4 separate regions of the Homo sapiens genome follow, and regions 1, 3 and 4 are each linked to region 2. Evidence: chromatin loops called from intact Hi-C (ENCODE). Cell type or tissue: Caco-2. All regions are shown on one strand. Region 1 overlaps KDM5B (lysine demethylase 5B). Region 2 has its middle 29 kb from the start of RABIF. Region 3 has its middle 7.3 kb from the start of TMEM183A. Region 4 holds the start of ADIPOR1 (adiponectin receptor 1).

Region 1 (8,000 bases), 110 kb after region 2:
AACCTTGGTTTCTCCTTCTGAAGAAAACCTGAAGGCCTGAGACCAGGTCTATTTATTTTCAAACTTTAATATTTTTGAGTATTTTTTTCCATACTAGCGAACTCTTAGGAAGAGTTCTGTTTCTATCTTGGTAGGAAAGTGTGATTTTTTTTTTTTTTTGGTAGTTTTCTTTGAAAGTATTACATATGATCAGAAAAGTACATAGTTATATGTATACAGACTGATGAATTTCCACAAGCTGAACACACCCATGTAACCAGCACTAACTAAAACAAGAAATAGGATATTCCCAGCACCCCAGAAGTTCCCTTTTCGCCCGCTCTCCTTCACTACTTTTCCTCTTTCAGGACGAGCACTATGCCCTCAGGATAATCACTATCCTGACTTCTAACACTATAGATTAGTTTGCCTGATTTTGAACTTTGTTAAAGTGGACTCATGGCTTATGTTCCTCTATATATATTTAAAAAGAGACAGATACAGAAGTATGTGCTGTGTGAGTCCATTTATACAAAGCTCAAAACTGGGCAAAACGAATCTCTGGGCATCCTAGAAGGTCAGCATGGTGGCCCCTCCTCTTCCACATTTCTTTTTTTATTTTGAAGGATAATATTTTTAGCTGGCCTTCTAAAACGTTAGCATTGTATAGCTAAACCTTTATCCTCTTTTGTCTTCTTATTTTTAGGAGTATCTTGATAGTGGCTGGAATTTGAACAACATGCCAGTGATGGAGCAGTCTGTCCTTGCACATATTACTGCTGATATATGTGGCATGAAACTTCCTTGGTTGTATGTGGGAATGTGCTTTTCTTCATTCTGTTGGCACATTGAAGACCACTGGAGCTATTCAATTAACTACTTGCACTGGTGAGAAGTTCCAAAAAGAACCCATGAGTAGTATGCATGCTGGATAGGAAAACTTTCCTTTTCAGTGCAGATGTGTCTTAACTGTGTCTGAAGAGCATTGAACTACTTTTTTCCCTAAGGTTTTTCACTTCTGTTAGAACAGGCATCCTGACAAGTTAAGACAGTGGTTCTTAAGATTCCTAGAGCATCCATGAATTCCCTGAAATTGCACACACACTACTTTGCAAGAACAACGTAATTCTGGGGGAAGGGTAGTTTTTATCTGAAGTAAGGAAGTCTTTGTCTAGGCCGGGTGCAGTGGCTCACGCCTGTAATCCCAGCAGTTTGGGAGGCCAAGATGGGCGGATCACCTGAGGTCAGGAGTTCGAGACCAGCCTGGCCAACATGGAGAAACCCCGTCTTTACTAAAAATATGAAAATTAGCTGGGTGTGGTGGTGAGCACCTATAATCCCAGCTACTTGGGAGGTGGAGGGAGGAGAATCACTTGATCCTGGGAGGCAGAGGTTGCAGTGAGCCAAGAGACCGCACCATTGCACTCCTGCCTGGGCAACAGAGCGAAACTCTGCCTCAAAACAAAAAGAAGTATTTACCTATAGAAAAAGCATATTCTAAATAAAAGTTACTTTTACTATAGAAAATCCCATTTGGTGGCAGTGCTAGCCTGGATACCCCTTTGGGAGAAGCGTGAATTATAGTAGGTACCACAGTGTCCTCCAGGTCTGTGTAATGACTAGCCTCTCTTTTGTTGTGTTGAATTCAGGTATCACTATGCACAGTAGAGTGAGCCTTATCTTGGTGTGCACATTGAGGGGGCAAGGCGGGAGGGATGTGCAGATATTTGGGCTTCTTTACTTTTTAAACTCTTCAAGCCATTTCTTCACATCTGTTTTCTTCTCTATTTTTCTTCTAAATATAAAAATATTTGAAAATCTGTAACTCACTCAAATCCTCACACAAGGAATTTGAGGATGTACCACAAGAAAGAGAATTGGCATATATATGTATAGAATTAATTCTGCTTCCCTAGGCAGTTTCTCCCAGCTGTAAAATGAATATTATATTTACCATACCTCGCAGGGATGATACAGATAAATTGTTTGATAATTTAAAGTCCTTTGAAGAATAAGAATTCCTTAGAAATGCTAATTGCCTTACTAGTGTTTGATTTAACTTCGTCTGCCAGAATGGGCAAGGGAAAAGAAAAATGGAAAGTTGCCTTACCCTTGTGGGTTGCTTTAGGAAACTGTGATAACAACATATCCTGAAGTGAATACGATACCTTATATTCTTAGAAATTCTGGATATTGGCTGGGCATGGTGGCTCACGCCTGTAATCTCAGCACTAAGCTGAGGCGGGCGGTTCACCTGAGGTCAGGAGTTCGAGACCAGCCTGGCAACATGGTGAAACCCCGTGTCCACTAAAAATACAAAAATTAGCTGGGCATGGTGGTGCACGCCTGTAATACTAGCTACTCGGGAGGCTGAGGCAGGAGAATTGCTTGAACCTGGGAGGTGGAGGTTGCAGTGAGCCAAGATTGCGTCATTGCACTTCAGCATGGACAACACAGCAAGACTCAGTCTCAAAAAAAAAAAACAAAAAAAAAACAACAACAACAAAAGAGAAATTCTAGGTGTCTGCATTTTCTAAAGAGTCAGATAAAAATGAGAGTGGGGAGAGGGACTTCAGATGTTCAGATGGAAAGTCTTCTGTTCATACTTGAAGGGGGAAAATGCATTACATATGTTCACATCACATTCCTTTTTTGTTTTTTTTGAGATGGAGTCTTGCTCTTGTCACCCAGGCAGGAATGCAATGGTGTGATCTCTGCTCACTGGATCCTCCACCTCCTGGGGTCAAGTGAATCTTCTGCCTCAGCCTCCCAAGTAGCTGGGATTACAGGTGCCTGCCACCATGCCTGGCTAATTTTGTATTTTTAATAGAGATGGGGTTTCACCATGTTGGCCAGGCTGGTCTTGAACTCCTGACCTCGTGATCTACCCGCCTCAGTCTCCCAAAGTGCTGGGATTACAGACGTGAGCCACAGCACCTGGCTCACATTCACATTTCTAATGATATTTCGTCAGTTTGTGGATTCCTTTTTTGCGTAGTCTTACAAAGCCGAGTCTGAAAAATATGAACTGGTAACCCATTTTGTTTGTGTTGGTGTTGCAGATTGATTTATTTTTATAATCTATTTCCAGGGGTGAGCCAAAAACCTGGTATGGAGTCCCAGGGTATGCTGCTGAGCAGCTAGAAAATGTAATGAAGAAACTAGCTCCAGAACTCTTTGTGTCCCAGCCGGATCTCCTCCATCAGCTTGTGACCATCATGAACCCCAATACCCTGATGACTCATGAAGTGCCTGTATGTTCTGGGTTAATCCTCCTGCCACTCAAGCTTAATTCACCACTTCTCTTTTTCCTTTTTATTCACTTTTTTATGATGTTGATTTAGTTCTGTGTTTTCCATAGCATGACTTGATAGCAGAAACAGCTGTTTTGCTGCAGTACTGTACATTTACTCAGTAGGACTGGATCCTTAGATACCACAAAAACTAATTTGTTGCAGCTGATAACTAGATTGCTAAACAGCCTTCCTTTGCAAGTAATAATTGCAATTCATTGGTTTTAGTGTATTTATAAGTGAAAATCTATTTCAAGGTCTTGAGCTTGTATTTTAGGGTGCCCAGTCTGACTGAAAAGTCTAGAGGTTGCTAAATGAAGTGACAACTATACAGTCATGGGAAACCTAACAACAGGGATATGTTCTGAGAAATGCGTTGCTAGGTGATTTTGTTGTCATGTGAACTTCATGGAGTGTACTTACACAAACCTAGATGGTATAGCCAACTACACACCTAGGCTGTATGGTGTAGGCTATTGCTGCTGGGCTACAAATTTGTACAGCATGTTACTGTACTGAATACCTTAGATAGCTGTAACACAATAGTAAGGATTTGTGTATTTAAATGTATCTAAACAGAAAAGGTACAGTGAAAATATGGTATTATAATCTTACAGATCACCATTGATATGTGGTCTGTCTGTGACCAAAATGTTGTTACATGGTGCACAACTATACTGGCTTCCTTTTGGAGAATACTCTGAAGACATTTGGGAAGCCATATTGAAATGTATGAAGAGTCCATCTTAGCTAAATAAAATGTAAATGATACATTTACAGTGTTAAAGTGAACTTGTTGTGACCTAAAGTTTATGCTTTTGGGTTCATAGGCTAGTCAATGGAGACAACAGAAAGGACTTTCATTTGAGGCATTATAAATTATGCATGGACCATAGCTTAGAAAGTAATCACCAGTAAGCACCACAATCTCACCATCTCCTCATAGTTGGTATTTCTTCTCATAATATTTTTCTTTCCTCATGTTGACTGTTTTTTCCAATTTGTTAAGAGTAGATTGCTTTAATTGAGACCTGACCCTGGTTCTTTAATAATTGAGCAAACTTTCTGGAGTTAGATTCTGGACCTACAGAGATAGATGAATGAACTCCTTGTGCATTTAGGGATTCATTATCTGAAGTAAAAGATAATGTTTATACAGATAATACAAGGGTGGTGTGGTTTGACAGTGGTGACAACTATGAGACTGATCTAATAACTCTATTGAGAATCAGAAAGGGCTCTTAAATGAGATGACATCTGTAGTAGGAGCTGGAACTCTGATAAATTATCACATGTTTGGCAGAGTCAGGGAAGGAGGAAGTATTCCAAGTAGAAGATATGGTGTTCCTGTGATGGGTAGTAGTCTTTACACAGAACCCTGAAGGCCGTATTACTACACAGATGGCTGGTCTCCACCCCTAGAATTTCTGATCCTGTTATTTTGTTAGTCTGAGTGGGGCTTCAGGATTTGCATTTCCAACAAGCTCCTAGTGGATGTTGATGCTTTTGTTCTGGGGGACCGTACACTAGGTAAGCATTGGTGTAGAAATGTAGATGCTTGAAAAGGAATCTAATATTATTATATAATAATAAGCTCAGTATAAGGATTTGTGTGCCTAGAGCAATATAGGTACTTTTGGGGTGAGGGTGGTGGTAGGAAGAAGGGAATGATGGGAGGTAAGTTTGAGTTCCAAATGAGGAGGACCTCTGTATGTTATGAGATTCTTGAAATAGAGTGGGATTGCTTTAATTGGTGGTAGAAGATGCTACTTGAGGGGTAATAATAATATATTAGGATATTCTTAATTGCAGCTGTTTTTAAAAGTTATACCTTGAACCTTAATATGGGCACATTTTTGTTTTGTGTTCAGATACTAATCAACTTTGGTAGTCTGGGATACTGCTCCATCTTGTGACATAAATTAGTATCTCTAGGTGATATTCTACTATAATAATTTGTTTTTTCTGGCTCAATTTCAGAAAGCTGCCTTTTTTTGAAAATTATCTAATAGACTGTGTCCAGATTGTCTTTAGTAACAATGTCACTCTTTAAGAAACTCAAAAATCTTCAATTTCTGTCTCTTTAGGTTTACCGAACTAATCAGTGTGCTGGGGAGTTTGTGATTACATTTCCAAGAGCCTACCACAGTGGTTTTAACCAGGGTTTTAATTTTGCTGAGGCTGTTAACTTCTGCACTGTTGATTGGGTATGTAATTACAATGTAGTTAACCTTTTCAAATTTATTGTTTTTCCTGAGGAAATGGAATATAATGTTTTAAAGTGTCATGTGGGCTGGGTGCGGTAGCTCATGCCTATAATCCCAGCGCTTTCGGAAGCCAAGGTGGGCAGATCACCTGAGGTCAGGAGTTCGAGACCAGCCTGGCCAACATGGTGAAGCCCCATCTCTACTAAAAATACAAAAATTAGGCGTGGCGGTGGGCGCCTGTAATCCCAATTACTTGGGAGGCTGAGGCAGGAGAATCACTTGAACCCAGGAGGTGGAGGTCGCAGTGAGCCAAGATCACGCCATTGCACTCCAGCCTGGGCAACAGACTGAAACTCTGTCTCAAAAAAATAAATAAATGTCACATGGATAGTTGCCTTGACCCATTACTGCTCAGCTGGTCAGTCTGCAAATTGTTTACCAGTCCACAATGAGATAAAGCACTTGTACCACAGTGTAAATCAAGCATGAATTACCTAAGCATACTGCTTAGTTCAGCTGATGTTTTTTCTTTTGTAGCAAGACTTTGTTGATGAAGAATGGAGTCTATTGATTTACATTCTGGCTGAAGCTCAGTATCTCATTGCAAACTGATAAATAATTCCAGTCTAAAGGCTTTGTATAGTACTAGCTTACATTATCTGCAGTACAGCAATTTAAGGACACATTTGGTTTCATTAGTTGTAAAGTTTAATTTTTATATTTGTATTAATACTTTTCATTTACCTAAAAAGTTCTAGATTAAGTGGTGTTAAAGCTAATGAATTATAACTTTGTTATAATGGCACTTGCTATATCTATACTTATTTCCCATTAAGTAGTTTTTCAGAGTATTATTCCCTGAAGTAGGTTGATCATACCAGTTCAGCACAATTATTTCAGGAAATATATAAGGTCATACTTCTAATTAGATTCTACATTGTTGTAGATACTCATACATTGTTAATATGCTGGGTCTTTTTTTTTTTTTTAACCACTTTTTAATTAAGATATGTAAGATTACAGATCTTTGGGATGCAAAGATAAATAGGGCCTAGGCTAGGAATTTTATGAGTCTGGTGTTTTGTTTGTTTTTTAAATTTTTTCGAGACAGTCTCGCTCTGTCACCCAGGCTGGAGTGCAGTGGTGCAATCATGGCTCATTGCAGCCTCGACCTCCCAGGCTCAAGCAATCCTTCCACATCAGCCTCCAGAGTAGATGGGACTACAGGCGTGCACCGCCACACCCGACTAATGTTTATATTTGTTTGTAGAGATGGGATTTCACCATACTGCACAGGCTGGTCTCCAATTCTTAGACTCAAGCAAGGCTTGGCCTCCCAAAGTGTTGGAATTACAGGTGTGAGCCATCTACCTGGCCCAGAGTCTGGTTTTAGGGTTGGTAAATGATACGTGTTAAGACCCATAGTGTGATGTTTGGTAATTTGATAATAATGGGTCAGAGGTGTTTGGAAATAGAAGAAAGATGAATGTTATTTTTTTCTTTCCGTGTTTTGATACAGCTGCCATTAGGCCGACAGTGTGTGGAGCATTATCGCTTGCTTCATCGATATTGTGTGTTTTCCCACGATGAGATGATCTGCAAGATGGCTTCCAAGGCTGATGTATTAGATGTTGTAGTGGCTTCAACTGTTCAGAAAGACATGGCCATTATGATTGAGGATGAGAAAGCTTTAAGAGAAACTGTCCGTAAATTGGTAAGGCTTATGGAAATCCAACTGCATGTTGTCATTGGGTATTATTTAGTAAAATTTTTACGCACTTTAATATCATTTTAAGCAGTCTTTTTAAAGCCTATTTTCTTTGAGGCCATTGTAATAGATGTATAGTAGTATCTCGTGGTTTTAATTTTTATTCACTATCTTATTTGCCACATGTACATATGTCTCTTTGAAGTAGCTGTTCAAATGTCTTGCCCCTTTAAAAAAAATGTTTTGTAGAAACAGGGTCTCACTATGTTGCCCAGGCTGGTCTCAAACTCCTGGGTTCAAGCTATCCACCCAACTCAACCTCCCAATGTGCTGGGATTACAGGCGTGAGCCACCACACCCGGCTTGCCCTTTATTTTTTTAAAACATTTGGTTTTTGTAATAATTCTTTATGTATTCTGCATACCAGTTTTTTTTTTTTTAAATCAGATAGGTGTTTTGCTAATGTTTTCTCCCAGTCTGTGGCTTGTCTTTGATTTTCCTACCAGTGTCTTTCAGCAAGCAGGAGTTTTTCATTTTGATGAAGTCCAGTTTGTTAATTATTTTCTTGTGTGAATCATGTTTTTTTGGTTTCCTATTTAATAAATCTTGCCTAATCCAAAGTTACAAAGATTTTCTCCTACAAAGTCATCTAGAATTTCATAGTTTGAAGTTTTACATTTAGGTCTTTCATCTATTTCAAGTAATTTTTGTTTTTCAAAAATATGAGTCAAGGTTCATTTTTTTGCATGTGGATATCTAGTTCTTCCAGCAGCATTTCTTGAAAAGACTATCTTTTCTTCATTAAATTGCTTT
Region 2 (8,000 bases):
CTATAATCCCAGCACTTTGGGAGGCTGAGGCGGGCGGATCACGAGGTCAGGAGATCAAGACCATCCTGGCTAACACAGTGAAACCCCGTCCCCACTAAAAATACAAAAAATTCTCTGGGTGTGGTGGCGGGCGCCTGTAGTCTCAGCTGCTCAGGAGGCTGAGGCAGGAGAATGGCGTGAACCCGGGAGGCGGAGCTTGCAGTGAGCCGAGATCACGCCACTGCACTCCAGCCTGGGTGACAGAGCGAGACTCTGTCTCAAAAAAAAAAAAAAAAACAACTCCATCTAAAACCAGCAAGGCATATTCCTTGCCAGTCACCACCCGTGGCCATAAGATGTTTTGGCTAAGGGAGCAGTTTAGTAATGCCTGCGAGGACAAACTCCTATGACAGCAGAATGTCCAGATGTCCTGACATTGAGTAATAATATATGGTTTTAAGATAGTTATAATCATGCTTTGAGGTACTTACACACTCAAATGCCAAGGATAACTTTCTTTCAATCAACAAACTCCTAAATTGTCATGCTGTCAGCCCACCAGCATGTAGACATAACTTAGCTTTAACATGGTTAAGACCCCTACATAAGAAGAGTTTAAAACAGGGATGGCACGTTCCTCCTCTTGCTTTCTAAGGACACCTTACTCTGTAACTGAGTAGCTTTCAATAAACTACCTCTTACTGTGCACTCTGTGACTCGCCTTGAATTCCTTCCTGCGTGAGATCCAAGAACCCTCTCTTGGGGTCTGGATTGGACCCCTTTTTCCAGCAACAATGAGACTCTTTGAATTTTGGAATATTTTAAATTCCTGAAGAGGTATGTGAAAATGGTGTGCCTGTAATGGCAAAGGAGTTAAGTAGGGTGATATAGAGTAGAGGAGGAGGAAAAGTTAGAAATAAAACTCTAAGATAGAAGGCAGTCTGGATAATAGAAATAACTCCAAACAGCTTATAAGAGGATTAGTTTTCATCAGTTTGATGTAAAGAAGTGCACTGCCAATGGCGGGGATGGGGGATTGTGCAGCTTCCATAAATAACACTGAATGTCACTGTTTCAAATGTATTTATAATCCCTGGGTTAGAGTCAACTCAGGAATGGAAAGACATTTTTAACTGGCTGACTCTACCAGCAGGTGGAATGAGTGCTTCATGAGGTGAGGCAAGCAAGAGATGATAGTGTTGAGTTTATGATGTTTTGAGTTTATTACTAGGTAGCTTTATTTTAATCATTGATAGGCCTGCCTTCAGTCGAAGGCAACAACTCAAATGCAACATTTGAGTTGTTTTGCTAGGGGTAGTGACAGCCAATGAATAGCCGTGTCTTAACTCTATATACATGAGGTTTCAAAGCACTTATTTGGATGTTTGCCCACATTCTCTCACCTTATCCCCTAACCAGAGGCGTCTACTTTAGAGCTGGCAGCCTCATGAAGCCCATTAACAAGGATTGAGACCAAAGAATACTTTACAGACTTTGAAGTTAACCTCTGCACTCTGGACTTAAACCTTCTTGAGTCACCTGACCAAGCATTTCGTTTCAAAACATTTCAGGAAAGTTTTGAATGACATGGCTAGAGTCTTGTGTAAAAATGGGTGCAGGCATCCAGGGGACAGCTGGTCTGATGTCACAATGGCCAGTGACAGGGTCTTCCTGAGTTCTATCAGCAGAAAGTCATATCAGCTGCAGATTTTCCTCAGGTAATTCAAGTCTCCAAGCCTGATTCTATACAAACTGGATGCAATCACCTGTCCACTGGGAAGTGGGGATGAAGAGGAGATGGCGATGCTTTGGGTTCCTCCGGAATGTGCCTCACAAATACTAAGGGTAATCACTGGGCGGGGTGGCCAATCATTTGATAAACCAAACACCAATTAACCCTCCCAAAAAGAAAGGAGCTAATTTGTTACACTTAGATATTTCGAAGTAAAACGTCTCAGCTAAGGAAAAGTTTGGAAAAAGGGAAAAGTATGTGAATGCTCTTTAGCATGGAACAATATGAAACCACCACTGGAAAAAAATAATGCACAAGTAACATCTAAGTACTGCTCAGAATGCTGCAGTGATCACATCACTCCTCTGCTCAAAACCCCTCGATGGTTTGAAATTATATGCCAGGGAAATTATATGCAAGCTCTCCAGCCTAGCATTGAAGGCCCCACGCCTCCTTTTCACCTCCACCCTACAGGCCCTCCTCAGTCTGCTTTGGCCAGCCCGGACCCCTTGCTCTTGCAGGAACCCGAGTCACCTGAACCTGAGCAGTTGCTCCGGTCAAAAGGGAAGTAAACGTCAACTACCGGCGCCTGCAATGTCCTTTCCCATGCCTGTTTGCCTATCCTACCCACCCCAGCCGCATTTTGTCCCGCTCTGGAAACTCCCAGCAGTCGGTTCTCATCACAGCATCTTTCCTTCTGCAGTGGTTGCTGAACTTAAGTATGCACCCTTCTCCAAGGCCGACACACTTTTCGAATCAGGTCAGCGGTGTCACTGGTGCAAAGTCCTAAAACTAAAACAGAATGAGGGTGTTTCCCCCAAAGATTCCACCTCGTAGACCCAGCACTCACCCCAATAGAGAAGACGGTCGAGCTGGCCGGGAGGACGCGGACGCCCGACTCTGCCTCCCTTTGGCTTTACCAACTGCCCAATGACCGCTGCGGCGGGGCTGTTTCGTAAGCGGCTGGCCAATAGCGGAGAGAGGGGCGGGCCTCGGTGGGGGCCTGGCCCAGTGAGAGTCGCGCGGGGGACGATCCGATCTCTGTCCAGCTGCGACCCAATGGGAGTCCCCGCCAGGAGACACAACCGGCGGCTCTCCGGGGATTTATAAGGTCCCGCCAGCAACCGCGCGTTGGGATTCGTGGTGTTGCTGGAGACCCGTATGGTGTCTGCAGTCAGCGACCCTCCAACTTCAACTACTGGATCAACCATGGTGAAGGATGCTGTGCGGGGGAGGGTGTCGCACGATGGGGAGGATGCCGGGGGCGCACGGGGGGTCGGTGGGAAGGGCCCGCAGCGCAAAACGGAAGGGCGCCCCGGCAGTCCAGGGTGTGGGGTGGGCTGCGCGGGGATGCCAGGGGTGTTTGGGCGTTCAGGGCGAAGGTGGGCTCTGCAGAAAGCCCGGGGACGCCCGAGGAGTCCCGGCACCACTTTTCTACCCTGCTTCCCCTACGGGAGGCGGTGCGAGCTAGAAACGTTCTGAGCGCCCCAGAAGCGCTGAGGGACTAGGGAGGCTGGCGAGCGGTAAAGCGTGGGCGAGAACATGGTGGGGTCGTTTGTGCGCTGCGCTCAAGGTCGGGCAGCGGAGTCGGCTCTGCGGCAGAGCGCGCTCTGGAGCCTGGAGGGGATCTAGGGCCCGCCCCGTATTTCTCCCGCTGCGGTCCTGGACAAAGAGGTGCCCGCTTGTAGCTGCGGTCCCCGCCTCCCTCTGAGATCACATTGCCGCGCAGGAGGCAAGGTCCAGGATGATTGGGAAGCTCTAACAGGTTTCTCCAGTTCAAAACCTGTTCCCCTGAATGTCTTTGTCTTGGGCGCCCGACTCTGGCCAGAGGTAGAGGTCCTCGCCCTTTGGCCCCATACTTGACTAGGGATTCCTGTAAGCTCTTGGGGCCTTGAAAAGAATGTTCTTGACTCCACTTTTCTCCTGTTTGGTGCCCAAGGACTTGAGGTCCCTCTGTTAAAACTGAGAACTTGACTGGCCAGGCGCGGTGGCTCACGCCTATAATCCCAGCACTTTGGGAGGCCGAAGCGGGCGGACCACCTGAGGTCGGGAGTTCGAGACCAGCCTGACCAACATGGAGAAACCCGTCTCTACTAAAAATACAAAATTGGCCAGCCGTGGTGGCGCATGCCTGTAGTCCCAGCTACTCGGGAGGCTGAGGCAGGAGAATCGCTTGAACCTGGGAGGCTGGGGTTGCGTTGAGCGGAAATCCCGCCATTGCACTCTAGCCTGGGCAACAAGAGCGAAACTCGGTCTCAAAGAAATCAAAGCAAAAAAAAAAAAAAAAAAAAGCCTGAGAACTTGGGGTGGGTACACAGAGGTCCCTGTACCCCCCGGAAACCTCTTGATCCCTGCCTGTGCTCTGAGCCCCCTTAAAGGCTCTGAGGCTGTCTTAGAGGGTAGTTCCTAAGACTGTTAAACTGTTGCCTACTGTCACCCTAGAAGATCCCTTCTACATCTGGGAGGTGCTCGGCCCTTTTAAATTGACCCCCTAGACCGTGGGTTGGGTGAAGGACCAGAAGAAGGGAGGAAGGGTTTATCCATCATAGGAGTTACCTGAGTGAAAAGAGTCGAAAGGTAGGGTGGGTCTTCTGGTCTCCGCTGCGACGCTTAATTTAGGAGTACTGACTTGGATTAGCTTGCCTGTACTGCAGTTGGCAGGGACAGGTGTCTAGAGTAGGTGCCTGTCCCCCCAAAAGGGGAGTTTGTGGGTGAGCTTTCAGAAGGCTAGCTCTAACTCCAAGGCTGCTTCCTCAGTTGATCCACAGGTCTGAACTTAGTCTTCTGCCCTTTTGGGATGTGGGGGAGACAGTTGCTGCCCATGGGAGACCTCCTCTTCTAGGCCCCAGTGCTTGAATCTAGAAGCTCTTGGTGGGCCTGTCTTGGAATACAGGACTCTGAGCTTTCCCAAGGCACCCCAAACAGCAGGGAGGACACTGTGCAGTGGGATTTGGCTATTTGGTTTTGGCTTTCTCTAGTTCCTGCCCCAGAGACCTAGGCATAACCACCTTCTTAAGCTCTGAGTGAATGAAGGAAAATGAGGGCCTGAAGGTGGTTTGGCTTAAAGTATGGGAAGGCTTGGAAAGAGAACCGAGTCTTCTGGACTTTGGTTTTTTGGTTTGTTTTTTGAGATGGAGTCTTGCTCTCTCGCCTAGGCTGTAGTGCAGTGTTGTGATCTCGGCTCACTGCAACCTCTGCCTCCCGGGTTCAAGTGATTCTCCTGCCTCAGCCTCCTGAGTAGCTGGGACTACAGGCGCCCACCACCACATCCGGCTAATTTTGTATTTTTAGTAGAGGTGGGGTTTCACTGTGTTGGCCAGGATGATCTCGAACTCCTGACCTCAGGTGATCTGCCTGCCGTGGCCTCCCAGAGTGCTGGGATTATAGGTATGAGCCACTGCACCCGGCCAGTCGTCTGAACTTTGGACTAGGTAACACTAAGCTTCAGCCTTTAGGGAGGAAAGACAAGGGGTGCTCCCAGGGAAGGCTTTTCAAGTCCCCACCTTTTCACTCCACACCACTCATGCCCTGGCATATTCCTCTGCTCACCCTCACAGTGTGAGTGCATCTCCATCCATGTGGGCCAGGCCGGAGTGCAGATGGGCAATGCCTGCTGGGAGCTGTACTGCCTGGAGCACGACATCCAGCCCAGTGGCACCATGCCCAGCCACAAGGCCCTGGGGAGCAGTGATAACTCCTTCAACACCTTCTTCAGGGAGACCCAGCCTGGCAGGCATGTGTCCTGGGCTGTCTGTGGACCTGGAGCCTGCTGTCATAGGTGAGTGGACGGAGGAGTGGGGGCTCCTTCCCCCAGGCCATAGTTTTTGCTAGCGCCAATGTCAGATGGGAGCTCTGCTTAAGGGGAAAATACTTGAGATGGAAGCAGTCCCCTGCCATGAACAGCATTGAAGTCTGAAGTCTATTGCTTTTGTCTAGACTCTGTCCTCAGAAGAGGTCCTGGGGGCTTCCTATATTGAGAGGAAGATCATTCGCACAACTCTGCCAGGAAACTGCCAGATAGGAGTCAGGGATCAGGCCTAGAACGCAGACTGCAGAAAGGAGCAGATGTAAAAGCAGAAATTTAAAACTTGCTTTTCCCTGTCCTCAGACTCTTGAGGGTGGCCCATTGCGTAAGAAGCAGGGAGCCAAGAACATTCATACTGGCCTCCTGCTTAGCCTTAACTGAAATAGGCCCCCCCCACGTAGGATGTGGGCCTATGTGAACTTGGCTGTTGCTGGCTTCCGGAGGCTTTCCTGCTTCCTCCCTTCTGCATCTGGATCTCCTCTGTTTTCTAATCGTGACAATTCTACCCCTCCTCCATTTTTTAAAGCTGTTATTTTAGATGTTAAATGGTGCACTGGGTTTCTTCATTAGTCTGTATTCTTTTTTTTTTCTTTTCTTTTTCCATGGTGAAAATTTACATTAGTCTGTATTCTTACCCTATTCGAAAGTGAAGTGAGATTCTCCTTAACACCACTCTGATTCCTCACCTAGCACAATGAAGTCGCTGTAGAGGGAAGGGACCACTGAAGGTGCCACCTGCTCTCCCCGTCTCAAGCCCAGGCAGGACCTGGCCTTAGAAGTGGGTCTCTGGTCGGGAGGCTGAGGCAGGAGAATCGCTTGAACCCGGGAGACAGAGGCTGTGGTGAGCCAAGATCGCGTGATTGCACTCCAGCCTGGGCAACAAGAGTGAAACTCTGTCTCAAAAAAAAAAAAAGAAAGAAAAGAAAAAGAAGATGCCGTGCATCATCACTCTGTTGAGCAGTTGTACCTGGGGAGGCTTAGCAGCAAAGGTTCTGGTGTCTGGCGTTCCCTTGGGGAATGAACCAGCTTGTCTTACCTTTGTCCTTTCTTCCCCTCAAGATGGGGTAAGAACTGACATTTATAGGCAGCTGTTCCACCCTGAACAGCTGATATCTGGCGTGGAAGATGCTGCCAACAACTGTGCCCGTGGCCACTACACTGCGGGGAAGGAGATCATCGATTTGGTGCTGGAGTGAATCTGAAAACTGGTGAGCAGGCCTCTGGCACCTACAGGAGGTCGTTGCATCCTTAACCCTCTTCCTGGCTGGGAGGCAACCACAGCCTGTGCTGGTACCTGACATCATTCCTCCAGCCTGTCAGTCCACTCAGCTTCTCTTAAGGGGATATGTGTTTTCTGTCCTGGGTACGGATCTAGGGTTGGAAGCCTGAATAAACTGCTCTGCCTTGAGTTTGTGGACTCAAGCTTCTGCCCTGATGGTTCCTCGCTTTGCCAGGTCTGTCTGATCCAAGCCTTCTTTGACCTTTGATCCATCTCTACAGCAGCTCAGCTTGTTGTTCTTAGACTCCTATGCAGATCTGTCCAGGTGGGAGGGGCTCCTGTTTAGCACTCAACCATTTCACCAGTTCACCCTTCCCCTATCCGAGGCATTGAGAACCACCAGTGAGGCTGCCTGTGAGCCAGGACTTTGGCCCTGTTGCTGTAGGGGGATTGCCTAGACATACTCTCTGCTGCTCGGTAGAGACTGAGGACTTGGAAGTGACCTGAGGAGTAGGATTCTGTGCTCCCTTCCTCAAGAATGAAAATAAAATACCTCCTAGGGGTAGACTTCTTTTATACTGTCACTACCATGTGTCTGGTATAGACTGATGATTTTCTTACCCAAGAAACAGCTGTATCAGCATCACATGGGGTACTTTTTAAAGCTGCAGGTTCCTGGGTTCCAGTCTGAGGTGAGGCCTGGTAATCTGTATGTTCAACAGGATGCCACCACCACTCCCACTCTGCTGTAACTAGGGGGCAGGGCAACAAAACAGAGAGGGCCTGGCTCTCTGAGTGCAAATCATCCGTCCTTCCTCATCCCTACCATTGCGTATGCACAACACTGCCTTTCCAAGTCATCTTTTCCCTAGGAACTCCAAACCTCCTGTAGGTGATCTTTTTTTTTTTTTTCTTTTTTGAGAGAGTTGCTCTGTCGCCTAGGCTGGAATGCCACTAGTGGTGCAGTCACAGCTCACTGCAACCTCTACCTCCTGGGTTCAAGTGGTCCTCCCGCCTCAGCCTCCTGAGTAGCTGGGACTACAGGTGCACACCACAACACCCAGATACTTTTTGTATTTTTTTGTAGAGATGGGGTGTTGCCATCCCAGCACTTTGGTACGCCAAAGTGCTGGGATTACAGGTGTGAACCACCACACCTGGACAGGTGATCTTTTTTCACCTCTATGGAGGCGAAGCAAAAGGACACAAAGGAACTTTCTCGGGGTGATGGGAATTTCTGTATCTCTGTTGGTTTGGTTATATAG
Region 3 (8,000 bases), 140 kb before region 2:
ACCAGAAGATACAAGTTCTTGCTAGGAAGACAAGTAAAAGTTACTAAAATTGTTATTATGTTTAAATGCAAGTGGCTTAACCTAGCTATTAGGAAGAAAGTGAAAGGAAAATGTTGTTTTCAAATATTTTCCTCAGAAAAGTGGGAAATTCAAGGACAGCAGATAAATATATACAGCATTCGAATGCTATATTTCTAGATTATGTCCACCCTACTTTTTTGGTATTAAACTGTCCTTTAGACCCGGCACGGTGGCACACACCTGTACTCCCAGCACTTTGGGAGGCCGAGGAGGGTGCATTACAAGGCCAGGAGTTCAAGATCAGCCTGGCCAACATGGTAAAACCCTGTTTCTACTAAAAAACAAACAAACAAAAACAAAAATTAGCCGGGCATGGTGGCGGGTGACTGTAGTCCCAACTACTTGGGAGGATAGCTTGAACCCAGGAGGCGAAGGTTGCAGTGAGCCGAGATCGCACCACTGCACTCCAGCCTGGGCGACAGAGCGAGACTCCATCTCAAAAAAAAAAAAAAGGTTGTTATTTATTTTGCACTAATAGTAAATGCTCACAGGAGGTGTTTGCTTTTTAAGGTTCCTTTATCTTGAAAACTTAAAGATGGCAAATCTATGTTGGTTGTCATAATTTTCTTTCAAATTTTAATAGCCTGTGAAACCCTAAAGCCTGGGAATCATTGCTTTGGAGGTATTGGAAAAGTATCCCTTCGGTTTGAATAAATAAATACATGACAGTGGGATTTCCTACTGAAGGCAGTTTAGTATAAAAAAGCAATATTTTGAAAGTAGTCAAGAGTGCAGCTTGTGAAGTCAGACTTGCTTGCATTCAAAACTTCCCTCTGCCATTTATTATCTGTGTGACCTTGGAAAAGTTACTTAACCTCTCTGAACCTCAGTTTCCTTGCCTGTAAATTTCAGATAATAAAAACACCTGCTTCACTGGGTTGTTGAAATAATTAATTGAATTAACCCATAAAAAGCATTAAAAATAGCACATAGTAAGCCTCTCAGCTATTATTATAGTGGTGAAAAAGTTGTGGTAGTTGTTATTTGAAAACACCTTAGGTGACTGATTCCTTTTTGCTTCTACTGCATTAGGACAGAATACATAGAGTCAGAAGGAAGGCAACCCATTCCAGTTTATTAAAATGCTAAGACTAGTTAGTACCTAACATACAAGTGGCAGGGTTAGAATTCAGACTATCTCCAAAGTTCATATATTAAAAAAACACTGTTCACTTTGGGAGGCCAAGGCAGGTGGATGATTGAGGTCAGTAGTTCGAGACCACCCTGGCCAACATGGTAAAACCCCATCTCTACTAAAAATACGAAAAAAAAAAAATTAGTCAGGCATGCTGGGACATGTCTGTAGTCCCAGCCACTCGGGAGGCTGAGGCAGGAAAAAACACTGTCTTGGCCAGGTGCAGTGGCTCCCAGCACTTTGGGTGGTAGAGATGGGAGGATCACTTGATGCCAGAAGTTCGATACCAGCCTGGTCACCATAGTGAGACACCATCTCTGTTAAATAAATAAATAAGAATAAGAAATAAAAATAAAAACCACTGTCTTATACTGCCTCTAAGATTAAAAGAGTCATACTGAACTTTTGCCTTTGATTAATATTAGTAGTCTAAGTGTAAGTTCCTCTGAGCTGGCCACACCATGGTCAAGGCATTGTGACATTCTCCCACCCTTGTGATAATGTACTTTGTGATATTCCCTATCCTTGTGAATGTGCTTTGTAACGCTCCTGCCCGCCCTTGTGACAATACAGTCTCCCCCTCCGCCTTGTGAACGTACTTTGTAACATTCCTCCCTGCCCTTGTGACAATGCGTCCTCTCTGCCCTTGTGAATGTACTTTGTAACATCCTCCCCGCCCTTGAGAATGTACTTTGTAACATCCATCCTTTGCCCACAAAAATTGCTCCTAACTCCACGGCCTATCCCAAACTTATAAGAACCAATGATAATCCCACCACACTTCGCTGACTCCTTTCTCGGACTCAGCCCACTTGCACCCAAGTGAATAAACAGCCTTGTTGCTCACACTAAGCCTGCTCAGGTGGTCTCTTATACAGATGCGTGTAACAGTTAGTACACGTGGAGTCAAACTAAGAGAAAACCTGTAACAGAAAACAAACTGAAAGCGTACTTAAACAATGAATTTCTATGATGTGCTAAAGCTGTGGAAAAGATCTGAGAAGAATCTGATTCATAAGAAGAATGCAGTGAGCCAAGATCGCGCCACTGCACTCCAGCCTGGTGACAGAGTGAGACTCCATCTCAAAAAAAAAAAAAAAAACAAAAAAAAAACAGCTGTGGCACTAGAAAAACTGCATTTATTGCATTTATTAAATCTAGGGAAAATTGCTTGTGATTAACTTTACCCACCTTATTTAAAATATAGTATATTGATGCCGAGCGCGGTGGCTCACGCCTGTAATCCTGGCACTCTGGGAGGCCGAGGCCGGCAGATCACCTGAGGTCAGGAGTTCAAGACCGGCCTGGCCATCATGGTGAAACCCCATCTCTACTAAAAATACAAAAATCAGCCGGGCATTGTAGCCGGCATCTGTAGTCCCAGCCACTTGGGAGGCTGAGGCATGAGAATCACTTGAGCCCAGGAGATCGCACCACTGCACCCCAGCCTGGGTGACAGACTGAGACTGTCTCAAAAGCAAAAAATAAAATACAATATAGTATATGGCCAGGTGTGGTGGCTTACACCTGTAATCCCAATACTTTGGGAGGCCGAGGCAGGAGGATTGCTTGAGGCCAGGAGTTTGAGACCAGCCTGGTCAACATAGTGAGACCTCATCTCTATTTTATAAAATAAATTTTAAAAATAAAATATAGTATATGATACAAATAGTTCAATTCACATAGTTCTCAGTGGTTTTCAGTTAAAAATAATAGTAACAAATAGAGTAGCCTAGCGTTGGGAAGCTCAGGCTCTAGAGGCAGATGTTCTCAGTTTCAATCACTGTTCTTCTCTTAATAGCTACATAACCTGGAGCAGATTACTTAATCTCACAAAAATTCAGTTTCCTTATCTATAAGATGAGCTTCATAATGATTCCCAATTCATAGAGTTGCTTTAAGGATTAAATGAGATAATACAATATATGGAAAGCTCTTAGCTCAGCACCTGGCACATAATAAGCACTCAATAAAGGTGGGCTGCACTTAAAACTAGAAGCATATTCATTTGAATCAGTAGCTCTCAGCCATGACTGCACAATGGACTCCCTCCCTGGTGGTGGCATTTTATAAAGTACTAGTGACCTGGCCCTACACCCAAAGTTTCATATTCAATCAGTCTGAGGTGTAGCCTGGGCACTCGCATTATTTTAAAACAATCCCTAGAGGGCCAGGCTGGTGGGCCACACCTGTAGTTCCAGCTACTCTGGAGGCTGAGGAGGGAGGATCCTTCAAGACCAGGAGTTATTCTCTTAAAAACAAACAAAAATAATCCCCAGATGACTTTAATGTTCCGTCCAAATATTGAGAACACAGGTTTAGATCAAGGGCCAGCAAACCAGAGGCTGCAGGCCAAATCTGACCCCTACATATTTTTTGTAAATAAAGTTTTATTGAAATACTCCTACCTATTTATGTATTATCTGTGGCTACTTTTTTTCTTTTTTAACCAACTGATAATCACTTAAAGAAAATTGATTAATCCTGTGCAGAGGTGACTTCAACAGCTGGCTCAATACTGATGAAAGTAATCAATTTAGCAATTCAGAAGTTCTGTGTCAGTCAGTGAGTCGCTTGTGGATTCTTATGGGGATTTATCTTGGATTCTTACAAGTCTTAAACAAACTTCACCACAGGAGTTTTTCTCTTAGTGATTCTTAGAATCTTGGTAGGGATCTAAAATGGTCCTTTCACTTTGAGATTATTTTCCTTTGCACTTTTGATCAAGTCAGCACACATCTTCTCCAGGGATGTCAGGTTGCAGCTAGTTAGGGTAATTTTATTTTCAGAGACAGGGTCTCGCTCTGTCGCCCAGGCTGGAGTTCAGTGGCGCGATATCAGCTCACTGCAGCCTCGACCTCCTGGGCTCAAGAGATCCTCCCACCTCAGCCCCCCAAGTAGCTGGGACCACAGGTGCGCACCACCACGCCCGAATAAATTTTGTATTTTTTGTAGAGAAAGAGTCTCTCTATATTGTCCAGGCTAGTCTTGAACATGGGCTCAAGTGATCCACCACCTGCCTTGGCCTTCCGAAATGCTGGGACTACAAACGTGAGCCACCGCGCCTGGCCGGTTAGGGTAATTCTAATTCAGTGAATTAACTTGTGGTTCCAGGGATGTCTTTCTCATGTTGTTAAAAGCTGCGTCTGTGGCATGATTTCCTCTGGAGAGTGAACAGCGGCGAGTCAGTTGCAGGAGCGGGTGGACCAGAGTTCCGGTACAGCTGGGACCAGGTCTTCCTCAAAGAGCTATCTGTGGCTCCTTTCACTCTACAAGGCGTAATAATGACAAAGACCGAATGATCCTCAAAGTCTAAAATATTTGCCGTCTGGCCCTTTACAGCAAGTTTGCAGACTTCTAATTTAGAATAAAGTTTCTGGGCACTCTGCACCACAAGAGGGCAGTATAGCCTCAGTACGTGATAATTGAGTCTACAAAAATTTGCACATCAGGAATTACAGAAATGAACATATTTTTCCCACCTATAGGCTCCTTTCTCTAATTTACAAACATGCACAAGTCTACTCTGTCCTGAAAACCTCCATGACAAACACTGTTCCCTCCTCTATCTACCATGACTAATAAGAACACCTTTTGCCCATTGTCTTTGTTTCTTCAGCACCTAGACAATTCTTGTGTCACCAGACTCGGGCTTCAAAATTCACCTGTCCATTGAAACTACTCTTAAGGTAGCCAGTGACCTCTTCATTGCATTTTCTACATTCTCTTTCTTATATTTCTATGAGATCTCATCCTTCTTGAAATCATCTTTACGATGATACTCCATTTTTTTAGCTCTCTTCATTATCTCTCTGGCTACTCTCACGGTGACAATGCTCTTTTTTCTCCTTCTATAACCTGTGTTCCCTATTCCACTCTGTTTAAGATGGGCATCAGTCCAGATAAATGCTGTTTTTGCTTTTGCAAATTATTAGCCTTACAAAGTTTTGGGCCGGGTATGGTGGCTCATGCCTGTAATCCCAGCACTTTGGGAGCCCGAGGCGGGTGGATCACGAGGTCAGGGGTTTGAGACCAGCCTGACCAACACGGTGAAACCCCGTCTCTACTAAAAATACAAAAATTAGCTGGGCATGGTGGCGGGTGCCTGTAATCCCAGCTACTCAGGAGGCTGAGGCAGGAGAATCGCTTGAACCCGGGAGGAGGAGGTTGCAGTGAGCCGAGATCGCGCCACTGCACTCCAGCCTGGGCGACAGAGCGAGACTCGTCTCAAAAAAACAAAAACAAAACAAAACAAAACAAAGTTTGGGAATCAGATTGCTAACTTATAAGGGGCATGGCCAGGACTTAGTATGCAATGGGGCCAGGTAAGAAGGAATTGCTATTAACTGAAGAGGTTTGATCAAGTACCACGTCCCAAGGGCAGACCAGAATGAGTTGGGGGGTGAACACAATCTTCCTCAGCTTCATAATCCCACACTTCATGATCCAGTCAATTTTGGGGGCCAGACCCAAGTCTAATCCTTAGTATCTTTATACTGTTTCCTCTATCAGGGAATACCTGCTCCATTCCTTTCTCCTGGGTAACATAGGAGCTCTGTAGGATTAAAAAAAAATGGAGTTCCATGCTAGCTATAAACACTCTACTTGCAGTTACTATAATTAGCTGAGAGCTCTGGGAATTTTCAAGTTTCATTCACGCTGTAGTATGAATCAGAACTTCATCTCTTTTTCTTGCTAAATAGTGTTCCATTTTATGTATGCACCACATTGTGTTTTTCCGTTCATCTGTTGAGGGACATTTGAGTTGCTAATGTGAATAATGCTGCTATAAATATGGGTCCACAAATATTATTTCAAGACCCTGCTTTCAATTCTTTTGGTATATATCCAGCAGTGGAATTACTGGATCATGTGGCAATTCTATTTCTAATTTTTTGAGGAACCACCATACAGTTTTCCACAGCAGCTGCACCATTTTACATTTCCACAAACAGTGCACAAGGATTTCAACTTTTGTTCATCCTAGCCAGCACTTGTTATTTCCTGTTTCTTTTTAATAGTAGTCATCCTAATATGTGTGGGATGGAATCTCATTGTGGTTTTGATTTGCACTCCCCTGATGATCAGTGATATTGAGCATCTTTTCATGTGCTTATTGGCCATTTATATATCTTCTTTGGAGAAATGTCTATTCAACTCCTTTTGCCCATTTTTGAATCAGGTTTTTTTGTTGTTGTTGCTGCTGTTGAGTGTTTGGAGTTCTCTATATAAACTGGATACTAATCCCTTATAAGATACATGATTTGGGCTGGATGTGGGGGCTCATGCCAGTAATCCCAGCACTTTGGGAGACTGAGGCAAGAGGATTACTTGAGCCCAGGAGTTTGAGATCAGCCTGGACAACATAGCAAGACCCTGTCTTTACAAAAAATTTAAAAATTAACCAGATGTGGTGGTGCAGACCTGTGGTCCCAGCTACTCTGGAGGCTGAGGTGAGGATTACTTGAGCCCGGTAGGTTGAGGCTGCAGTGAGCTGTGATTGTGCCACTGCACTTCAGCCTGGGTGGCACAGAAAGATCCTGTCTCAAAAAAAAAAAAAAAAGATGTAGGATTTTCAAATATTTTTTCCAACTTTGTGGGTTGCCGTTTTACTCTGTTGATAGTGTTTTTGATGCACAAAAGCTTTTAATTTTCATAAAGTCTAAATTGTCTATTCTTTCTTTTGTTGCCAGTCCCCTTGGTGTCATATCCAAAAATTCATTGCCAAATCCAATACTGTGAAGCTTTTGCCTATGTTTTCTTCTAAGAGTTTTATAGTTTTAGCTCTCAAGTTTGTCTTTCATCCATATCAATTTAATTTTTGTATGTGATGTAAGGTAAGGATCCAACTTCATTCTTATGTTGTGTGCATATCCAGCTTTCAGAGCACCATTTGTTGAAAAGACTGTCCTTTTCCCATTGAATGGTCTTGGCTCCCTTATCAAAAATCATTTGACTGTATGTTAGAGTTTATTTCTGGGCTTTCTTTTCCATTCCATTAGTCTATATGTCTTCCTTTATGCCAATACCACACGTTTTGATTACTGTAGCTTTGTAGTGAGTTTTGAAATAAGGAAGTGTGAGTCCTCCAACTTTGCTCTTCTTTTTCAAGACTGTTTTGCCTACTCAAGGCAAATTCCATATGAATTTTAGGAAGGATTTTTCTATTTCTGCAAAAGACATCATTGGGATTTTGATGGGTATTGCATTGAATCTGTAGATGACTTTGAAAGTATTAACATCTTAACAATATTAAGTGTTCCAATCAATGAACATAGGATGGCTTTCCATTTATTTATGCTTTCTTTAATTTCTTTGGCAATATTTTGTAGTTTTCATTGTACAAGTCACATCCTTGGCTAAGTGAATTCCTAAGGACTTTGTTCTCTTTGATGGTATTAGAAATAGATTTCTTTTTCATTAATTTCATTTTCAGAGTGTTTATTCTGTTTATTACTTCATAGAAATTCAACTGATGTTTTTGTGTTGATTTTGTATCCTGCTAATTTGCTGAATTAGTTTAATAGTTCTAACAGGTTTTTTTGGTAGAATCTTTAGGACTTTGTACATATAAGATCATATCATCTTCAAACAGAGAAAATTTTGCTCTTCTTCTCAAATTTGGATTTTTTTTCTGTCTTTCTTTGTGCCTAATTGCTCTGGCTAGAATTTCCAGTACTATGTTGAGTAGAAGTGGCAAAAGCGGGCATCCTTGCCTTGTACCTGATCTTACAGGAAAAGTTTTTAGTCTTTTACTATTCAGTATGACGTTCACTGTGAATTC
Region 4 (8,000 bases), 97 kb before region 2:
AGAGAAAGATTTGTGGGACCCTCAGAATTCACTCCTCCCCAGGGCAGAACCTTCAGTAAATTCTGTTGGTGGTGTTCCATCCAACATTTCTTGATCAGCTAATATGTGTATGGCACTGGGCTCTGTAACACAGTCTCAGCCACCTCACCTCCAGGAAGGAAAATCTTGCTTAGGAACGTTGGGCTCAGATAGTGAAGCAGGCTTGTAAAGAGAATTTCCTGCGTGGAAGATCACCATTCCTTGTCTTGCATGGGTTTTTGTCTCATCCACTCAACATACAAATGTTTATTAAGGATCTGGCATGTGCCAAGCACTATGCGAGGCCCTGAGGATAAAAGTGTGACCAACACTGGTCTTAGACCCCCAAAGAACTCACAGTCTAAGACAGACAAATGACATTTTTTTTTTTTTTTTTGAGACGGAGGCTCGCTCCGTCACCCAGGCTGGAGTACAGTGGCGCAATCTCGGCTCACTGCAAGCTCCGCCTCCTGGGTTCACACCATTCTCCTGCCTCAGCCTCCCGAGTAGCTGGGACTACAGGCGCCCGCCACCACGCCCGGCTAACTTTTTGTATTTTTAGTAGAGATGGGGTTTCACCGTGTTAGCCAGGATGGTCTCGATCTCCTGACCTCGTGATCCGCCCGCCTCAGCCTCCCAAAGTGCTGGGATTACAGGCGTGAGCCACTGCGCCCGGCCAACAAGTGACAAATAATTATAACAGTGTGACTAATACCATAGCAGAGGTACATACAAAGTGCAGCTGGGAAGAGGTTGAGAAAGATTCAGAAAGGGAGGAAGGGGGGAAAGAGAGGTAACATTTTTGACAGCCTGGGCAACATAGTGAGACCCTATCTCTACAAAAATAAAAAATTAACTGGGCATGGTGGCACGAATCTGTAGCCCAGCTACTTGGGAGGCTGAGTTGAGAGGATCCCGTGAAGCCCAGGAGTTCGAGGCTGCAGTGAGCTATGATCTTATGATCACACCACTGTACTCCAGCCTAGGTGACAGATTGAGAGCCTGTCCCTAAAAATACAAACAAAAATGGTTTTGAGTTAACAGCCATGTACCAAGTACTGTGCTAAGTACTCGATCTACATCACATAATTTAATCCTTATGATAATCATGTGAGCTGAAGATTAATAATTTACCAAAGGTCATACAGCTGGTCAGTGGCTGACAGAGCCTAAATGTGAATTTAGGATTGTCTGAGGCCAAAGTCAAACCTAGAAGTGGGCATTGTAAACTGCTGGCATCTTGCAGCAGACAATGAGAAGGGCAGTCCAACAGAAGGATCAGCATGTGCAACAGCCTGGAGGAATGAAAGAGAAGTTCACTTCAGAGAACTAGTTCACCAAGGCCCAACATGCCAGAGGGAAAATGGAGAATGATGAGGCCTTAGAAGTTAGAGCCAGCTCGCAAAGAGCCTCGAAACACTATGCTGAAGAAACCTGGACTCAATCCTGTGGACAGTGAAAAGTTTCTGAGGGTTTTATACAAATGGCAACACGGTAATAGCTAACATTTATAAAGCACTTACCATTGGCTAGGCCTCATAATAAGAGCCTGCATGAATTATCTCACTCAATCCTGACAAAGACCCAATGAAATAGTATTATTTTATTCCCACTTTTCAGATGAGGTAATTATCATTTGGAGGGGTTCAGTAATGTGCTCAAGATCATAGACTGGCCTGGGACAGAAGCTTGGCTCTATGTGACTCCAGAGCCCATGCTTTTAACTAGGACCAAGAGAATTAACCCCACGTCCCTGAAGCACCTATATCAGATTACAATGAGTCACTTTCTCTGCCTCTAGAATGGCACTAGTTGCACAGTGAGCTATGATATGATTGCACCACTGCATTCCAGCCTAGGTGACAGTAAGAACCTGTCCCTAAAAAAGAAAAATTAAAAATTTTTTTGAGTTAACAGCCATATTGAGGTACTGTGCCAAGTACTCTATCTACATCAGATAGTTTAATCCTTATGATAATCCTGTGAGTTAAAGGTTTGCTCACAAGAGGAAGATTGACATTGCTTTTCTGCTTTTCAGCAACTGTGTATTGCTGTATCTGGGGCTCCAGAGCATGGGGCTCTAGAGTCACATAGAGCCAAGCTTCTGTCCCTGGCCAGTCTGTGACCTTGAGCATATTAGTGAACCCCTCCAAATGATAGTTACCTCATCTGAAAAGTGGGAATAAAATAATACTATTTCATTCTTGGGAGAAATGAGAAAATGGCCAGACCCTGAAATCCCCTTCTGTGTTGTGTGGTTCAGACAAGGGCTGCACTACCCTATGTTGTCTCGCGATCTGCACTCTAGGTGCCTGTGGGAGCAGGAACTGGGGCACGGGTTCACCAGCAAGAGTAGTTAGAAACAATTCTGCTCTCTGATAAGAAAATAACAGGAGGCAGACTGAGGTCTAGCCCAGGGCCTGGCACATGGTAGGGGCTCAATAAATAGTTTGTGGAAGGGAAGGAAGGACCATGCGGTTGAAGAAGAGATTAAGAAGTGTTTCAGAGGTGAAACGACTAGCCTTGGGGACAGAGGAGATGAGATAAGGTGTATGGTAGAAAATTCAGCATTCCCTCCCGACGTTCTGTCTCATTCTCTGAAATTTCTTCTCCATCACGCACTTCAGGCTGCGATAACGAGGTGGAGTGTAGAATCCGACGAACGTCCTCTACCCCGGGGCGGGTGGAGGTTACCTGGCTGCGGCGGGGAGGTGGGCAGGCGGCAGGGAAGGCGGGGCAGCAGGGCGGGGCCCGGGGCGGGAGGTGTGGCCGGCGGGCGCGGGCCTGTGATTGGGACTCCGCGAGAGGGCCTAGGATTGGAGGGCCCAGGCAGAGCCCGCGAGGAGGTGACGCGGCTGCGGAGGTGACGCGGGAGGTCGCGCGCCCCTTCCGGCGCGGGGAGGGCGCTGAAGATCGGGGCCGCTCGGCCGCAGGCCGCCTCCAGCGCCGCGGGATGTAGCGCGGGGGACCGCGGCCCCCAGCAGAGCCCGCCTGCCCGGCTGTAAGTCTCCCAGGGGCTGCGCGGTGGGCAGGGACTCGGCGGGAGCGCGGGGACCCCGGGGGCCCCGACCCAGGCCTGCGGAGGAGACAGCTGTTGGGGGAACCCGCTCCGACTTGCCAGGGGGCTCGGGCCCCAGCCAAGGAGCCGCCTGGCCTCCAGGCATCCAGCCGGTCAGGTTGTAAACATTTCCGGCCCCTCCCACTGCGCGCCGCCTCCGAGGCGGCCTAGGTGCGGTGGGCGCTCGTCCCCGGCTGTCCCCCGACTCCCGGCAGTCCTGTGAGTGCTGCGCCTTTAGCCCCACGGGGTGGAGATGCATGGGTTCCCCAGATCGGGACCAGAGAGCCAGAGTTAAGCCTGGCCCCGAGGCCGCCGCGCGTGGGGAGGGAGGGCTGCGGGCCTAGGTCGCGAACCGCCTCTCAGCGGGGAACAGCCGCATTGGGTTGCCAGGAAGCCCTAAGGTTCCTCCACCAACAATCTTTGGCAGGTCAAGTCCTGACAGTGCCCTCACTTTGATGGGGTGGGAAGGGAGGTTGGTGATCGCTCTGCAGGGTTAAGGTAATCCTGAAGGCTGAAATGCGGGGCAGAATCGAAGGTACTTTGGGGGAAAATGAAATTTCATTACCTTAGGTATCTAGGATTGATGTATTCTATCTTCTGTTTGAGAATTTTGGTCTTCAAGCCTTCGATTTTTAAGAAAATAGATAAGTGTTTTTTTTCCCTCAGTTTCTGGTGCTCTTTGGGAGAATGGGAAACTGACAAGGCCAATTTCAGTTTACACCGTTTCAGATGTCAAAGGAGCGCTAGGAGGCCATGGTACTTTACTAGATTAACCATAGTACTTCCCTCAAGTGATTCAGAAGACGGGCTAGAAAATACAGCGGAGAATACATAGGCTGCCATCTACAAAACAAATGATTGTAATGGCTGGTTCTTTTCTGAAATGAAGTAATAGTGGGGTCGGTTCACTGCTTTTCTCTTTTCCTAGTAGTTGGGTAGGCTACGATGGTGCAACTTCGGTTCCTGAGGTTGTATACTATCTGTATACTGCCAGGAATTTAGGGTGGTGCTAAACAGATTGCAATGTCAGGGTACCGGCTTGCAGCTACTAAATGTATTTACTCCAGGAATAACTTTTATGTACCCATATTGTGATTTGCACTTGGGAAATCAGTCATAAAAACTGATGTTACCTGTGAAGGCCCATGTTATGGTAGACCTCCGCAAAACTATACCTAATTGTAGAGTAGAAACTGAAAGCTTTCTATTCTCAATGGTCAAGACTTTGCCTGCAGGTAGGAGAGAATCTCAGAAAAATAACAGGGAGCAACATTAATCCACTGATCCCCATTGCTGATTTATAAAGTACACCACCTTAAGTAGGCTTTTAGGCTATTTTCAGTTTTTTAAGTCTGGCCTCATTTTACCTTTCCAGGACTCTATGGAAAAATGAATTGTTTACTGCCCTGGGGACTGTGTTCTTTCATGGCATGTTCACACCATATACCCTCCTGGAATGCCCTGTTTCCATCTCTATCTATCAATCTCCTGTCATAAAATCTTCCACAAAACTTTTTCTGATCACTTCAACTAAAGTTGCACTTTTCTTTTGAATTCCTCCTGCACATAATGGCACTAAGCCTTGTAGTGATATTAGGAAAGTTATTTCCCCCATTTAGAGGCCAACAACCATTTCAACCCTCTGACTCCTCTTTGCCTTGTCTCTGTGGCCACAACACCATGCGTATTGTAAGTAATCAATCGGTATTCTCAGATTAATGAAGGTTAGAAATTGCCCTTCTTTCTAGGCCAGTGTATTTGTTCTCTATTCCCATAGGAAATTTCCTTTGACTTCTAATACAAAGCCAAACTGAAACCCTTTAACACTCCTGCTACATTATCCTGTCCCATCTACTTATTATCACACAGGTAAGATAAGCAGTCGTCTTTATATCTAGACGCTTTGTGAATTATGGTGAGTTTTTTTTCTTGGACCAGTACTCATCAACGTTGTTATGTCCATTTGTCCCTAATGTCACCTCCTGGATTTTGTTCCTCTCACCATGCTAAAAGTTGATTCCCATTTTCCTGCTCAGAAATGTTGGGGGCATAGGCCGGGCACAGTGGCTCATGCCTCTAATCCCAACACTTTGGGAGGCTGAGGCGAGTGGATCACCTGAGGTCAGGAGTTCGAGACCAACCTGGTCAACATGGCAAAACCCTGTCTCTACTAAAAATACAAAAATTATCCGGATGTGGTGGCAGGTGCCTGTAATCCCAGCTACTTGGGAGGCTGAGGCAAGAGAATTGCTTGAACCTGGAAGGCGGAGGTTGCAGTGAGCAGATCATGCCACTGCACTCCACCCTGGGGGATAGAGCAAGGCCCTTGTCTCCAAAAATAAAAGTGGGGGCTGGCATTGGCTGGGCACGGTGGCTCACACCTGTAATCCCAGCACTTTGGGAGGCTGATGCAGGAGAATTGCTTGAGTCCAGGAGTATAGGCTGCAGTAAGCTATGATCGTGCCACACACTCTAGCCTGGGCCTGGAACTGGCTGAACTTGGGAGCAAGACCCTGACTCCAAAAAGAAAAAATGGGCTGGCATTAAAATCCTTCATATGCCTGTATACTGTTCACTTTTTTTTTTGTCATGACATTAGCAAAGTTTGCCTGTCTGTCAGGGCTCAAAAACACCTCTTCAGCCAGGCACAGTGGCTCATACCTGTAATCCCAGCACTTTGGGATGCCAAGGCTGGGCAACATAGTGAGACCTTGTCTCTACAAAAAAATAAAATTAGCTGGGCATGGTGGCACATGCCTGTAGTCCCGGTTACTAAGACTTGGGAAGCTAAGGTGGGAGGATCGCTTGAGTCTGGCACATTGAGGCTACAGTGAGCTGAGATCACACCACTGCACTCCAGCCTGAATGACAGAGCAAGACCCTTTTAAAAAAAAAAAAAGACTTCTGTTGGGGAAGAGCTACAAAGGAAGTCAGACTGTTTTTCCACTTCAGAGTCTGGGACGCTTGGCATCGAGTAGGAGAGCTGAGGCCCTATATACTGTAGTTCGGTGATTTCAAACATGTGCCTTTGCTTTGATTCATATTTCTCCAACAAAGCTGTGAAATTATCCTGCCTAAGAGACAGTAGATAGGGGAAAAATGGCTGTATTCTTTATCTATACTGCTAGACTGGTCTTGCTTTAGGACAAGAATCAAGCTAGGTATGGATAGAGGCTACCCATAGACTCTCTAAAGGCCCAGGAACTAAACTCTTAGAAACTTTGTGTCTTTGCCTCCAGGAAAGGTGTGCCGTAGCCTGGAAAACTTGGGAATTGGTTCACAATATAAATGTCTCCAAAAACTATAAGTGAAATAACTCTCCAGCTAACTGGCTGGTGATTAAAAATCAATCTTTTCCCCATGTTTGGCACAGGATTATCTTATTTATAGGAGTACAAACAACCTCCCTGCTCCACAGCTTTACTCTCTAATATCCTAGGTTTACCCAGTTGGAAAGCTTAGTGGTAAAGGTTTATTAGCTTGAGTTGAAGAAATCTCATCAAAAATGCACTCAGTCGAGTTTGGCTCAAATATAATTTGCAGTATTGGGTGTGGCAAGCTTGAGGGGAAAGGCATTTCCTCTAAAATACGTAAGGACATAGAAAGCTGGCAGAAGGTTGGCTCACCTAGGATCGTTCTAACACCTTAGGGGTTTGTTCTGATTTTACACCATAGACTAAAACACACTTGTAATTCTCCATTGTTTGTGAGTGATCCACCCCATAGAAGTGGTATTTTCAGATCCTAGTATTATTTGCTCTTCTTTCTTGCCAGACGTCCGATCCCTATCTCTCCCTTTCCTGTCTCTGTGTTACTACAGTTTAGAAGACCAAACTGGACAATGGACTTTGCTCACTATGATGACATGATCTCCATTGACCTCCATTGTATGTACTTTAATGCATGATGATATATTTTGTATGATGAGTTGTAGCTGATGGCTGGTTTGTGAGTTAACTGGGGTCTCAGGTTTTGGTGACTCTGGGTCTAGAAGATGTAGAGAGGTGGTATAGGAGCTAGTGATAGAGGAGCTAGAGGGAATCGGAAGAACTAATAGTAAATGATTTGGACTGAAAAAGGAAAAGACTTTGATGATAGCCAGAAGACTTGAGGGCATAAAAACTTTTCAGATCAAATGATGAAATTAGTAAGAATGCCAATCTGGATTCTGCACATGATCTTTGGACCCTAATTGCCCAACTTAAATTTTCTCTATATTATTCTCATTGCCTCTAGTAAAATAGTTACATAGCACTCAAAGTTACTAAATTTAGTGTGTGACCATTCTAGTTGAGGGGTTCTCTCCCTCCACTGCCCTCCTGGAGCAATCAAATTGTATCACTTATTTTTGTGCATATCACAAACTACCTATGTTATCTGGCTCTTTGAAAACAATACTATAACTTGTTCAACTTGTATTTTGCACAGTGTCTTGTATTTTGCACAGTGTCTTAGAATGCCTTAGGGTGCTAGTCCTAAATACACTTGCTAAATATTCAATGAATGTGTTGACTTACTCTGGGGAAAGGGATAAGAGAAGCCACCACAAGCACAAGAAAATGCACATAAGCCCTTATCTAAGTGGCTAGAAGCTAAGTCATATGCTGGCAAGCTGGAATCTGCCCCATTCATTCATTCATTTTGAAATGGGTTCTAACTAAAATAAAGTATATTTATTATTTTATGATCCATGTATTGCATCTCAGAACCAGAATTTTGTTTTGTTTTGTTTTGTTTCTGCCCTGGTAGCCTGATCTAAGTTACTTCCAACAGTAACTTAGTAAGTAACAAGCTAAGTGTGCCCCTCTTTTCAGATTTATCTAAGATGCCCAAAAATATTTATGTTTTTTGCTTGTGATATAAAGTTGTTTTTTGGTTTTTTTTTTTTTGCTTGCGATATAAAGTATTTTTTAGTAAAGCTGCT

Evidence for each region. A loop is a pair of places that touch in the nucleus more often than their neighbours do. Peaks named below come from ENCODE experiments on the same cell type or tissue, not always from the same donor. Only the 100,000 strongest peaks of a DNase experiment are listed, where the experiment ranks them.
Region 1: it touches region 2 in a loop (3-fold over the local background); 24 of 110 quality-filtered maps call a loop at or near these places.
Region 3: it touches region 2 in a loop (4-fold over the local background); 6 of 110 quality-filtered maps call a loop at or near these places.
Region 4: a loop joins it to region 2, with 6 times the contacts of the local background. A loop is called at or near these places in 3 of 110 quality-filtered maps.

Annotation. Positions count from the first base shown.
Region 1 is chr1:202,748,138-202,756,137 of GRCh38, reverse strand. It overlaps KDM5B (lysine demethylase 5B), which reads left to right. Exons shown (of 27, transcript NM_006618.5): 11 at 686-867; 12 at 3,071-3,233; 13 at 5,360-5,479; 14 at 6,999-7,193. Among named protein-coding and RNA genes, the nearest start is that of SYT2, 42 kb to the right of the region's middle. In Caco-2, no CTCF peak of the experiment used is centred here; no DNase peak of the experiment used is centred here.
Region 2 is chr1:202,856,371-202,864,370 of GRCh38, reverse strand. It overlaps the pseudogene ACTG1P25. Among named protein-coding and RNA genes, the nearest start is that of RABIF, 29 kb to the left of the region's middle. RefSeq lists a silencer at 2,674-2,723. In Caco-2, no CTCF peak of the experiment used is centred here; DNase peaks (open chromatin) are centred at 1,490, 2,730, 3,460, 7,010 and 1 weaker place; H3K4me3 peaks cover 3,008 bases.
Region 3 is chr1:202,996,052-203,004,051 of GRCh38, reverse strand. It overlaps the pseudogene MGAT4FP and the pseudogene RPS20P8. Among named protein-coding and RNA genes, the nearest start is that of TMEM183A, 7.3 kb to the left of the region's middle. In Caco-2, CTCF peaks have their summits at 4,387 and 4,596 (motif pointing right); no DNase peak of the experiment used is centred here.
Region 4 is chr1:202,953,204-202,961,203 of GRCh38, reverse strand. ADIPOR1 (adiponectin receptor 1) reads left to right here and starts at 2,892. Exons shown (of 8, transcript NM_015999.6): 1 at 2,892-3,019. RefSeq lists silencers at 2,314-2,363, 2,664-3,223. In Caco-2, CTCF peaks have their summits at 2,840 and 3,040; DNase peaks (open chromatin) are centred at 2,793 and 3,193; H3K4me3 peaks cover 2,048 bases.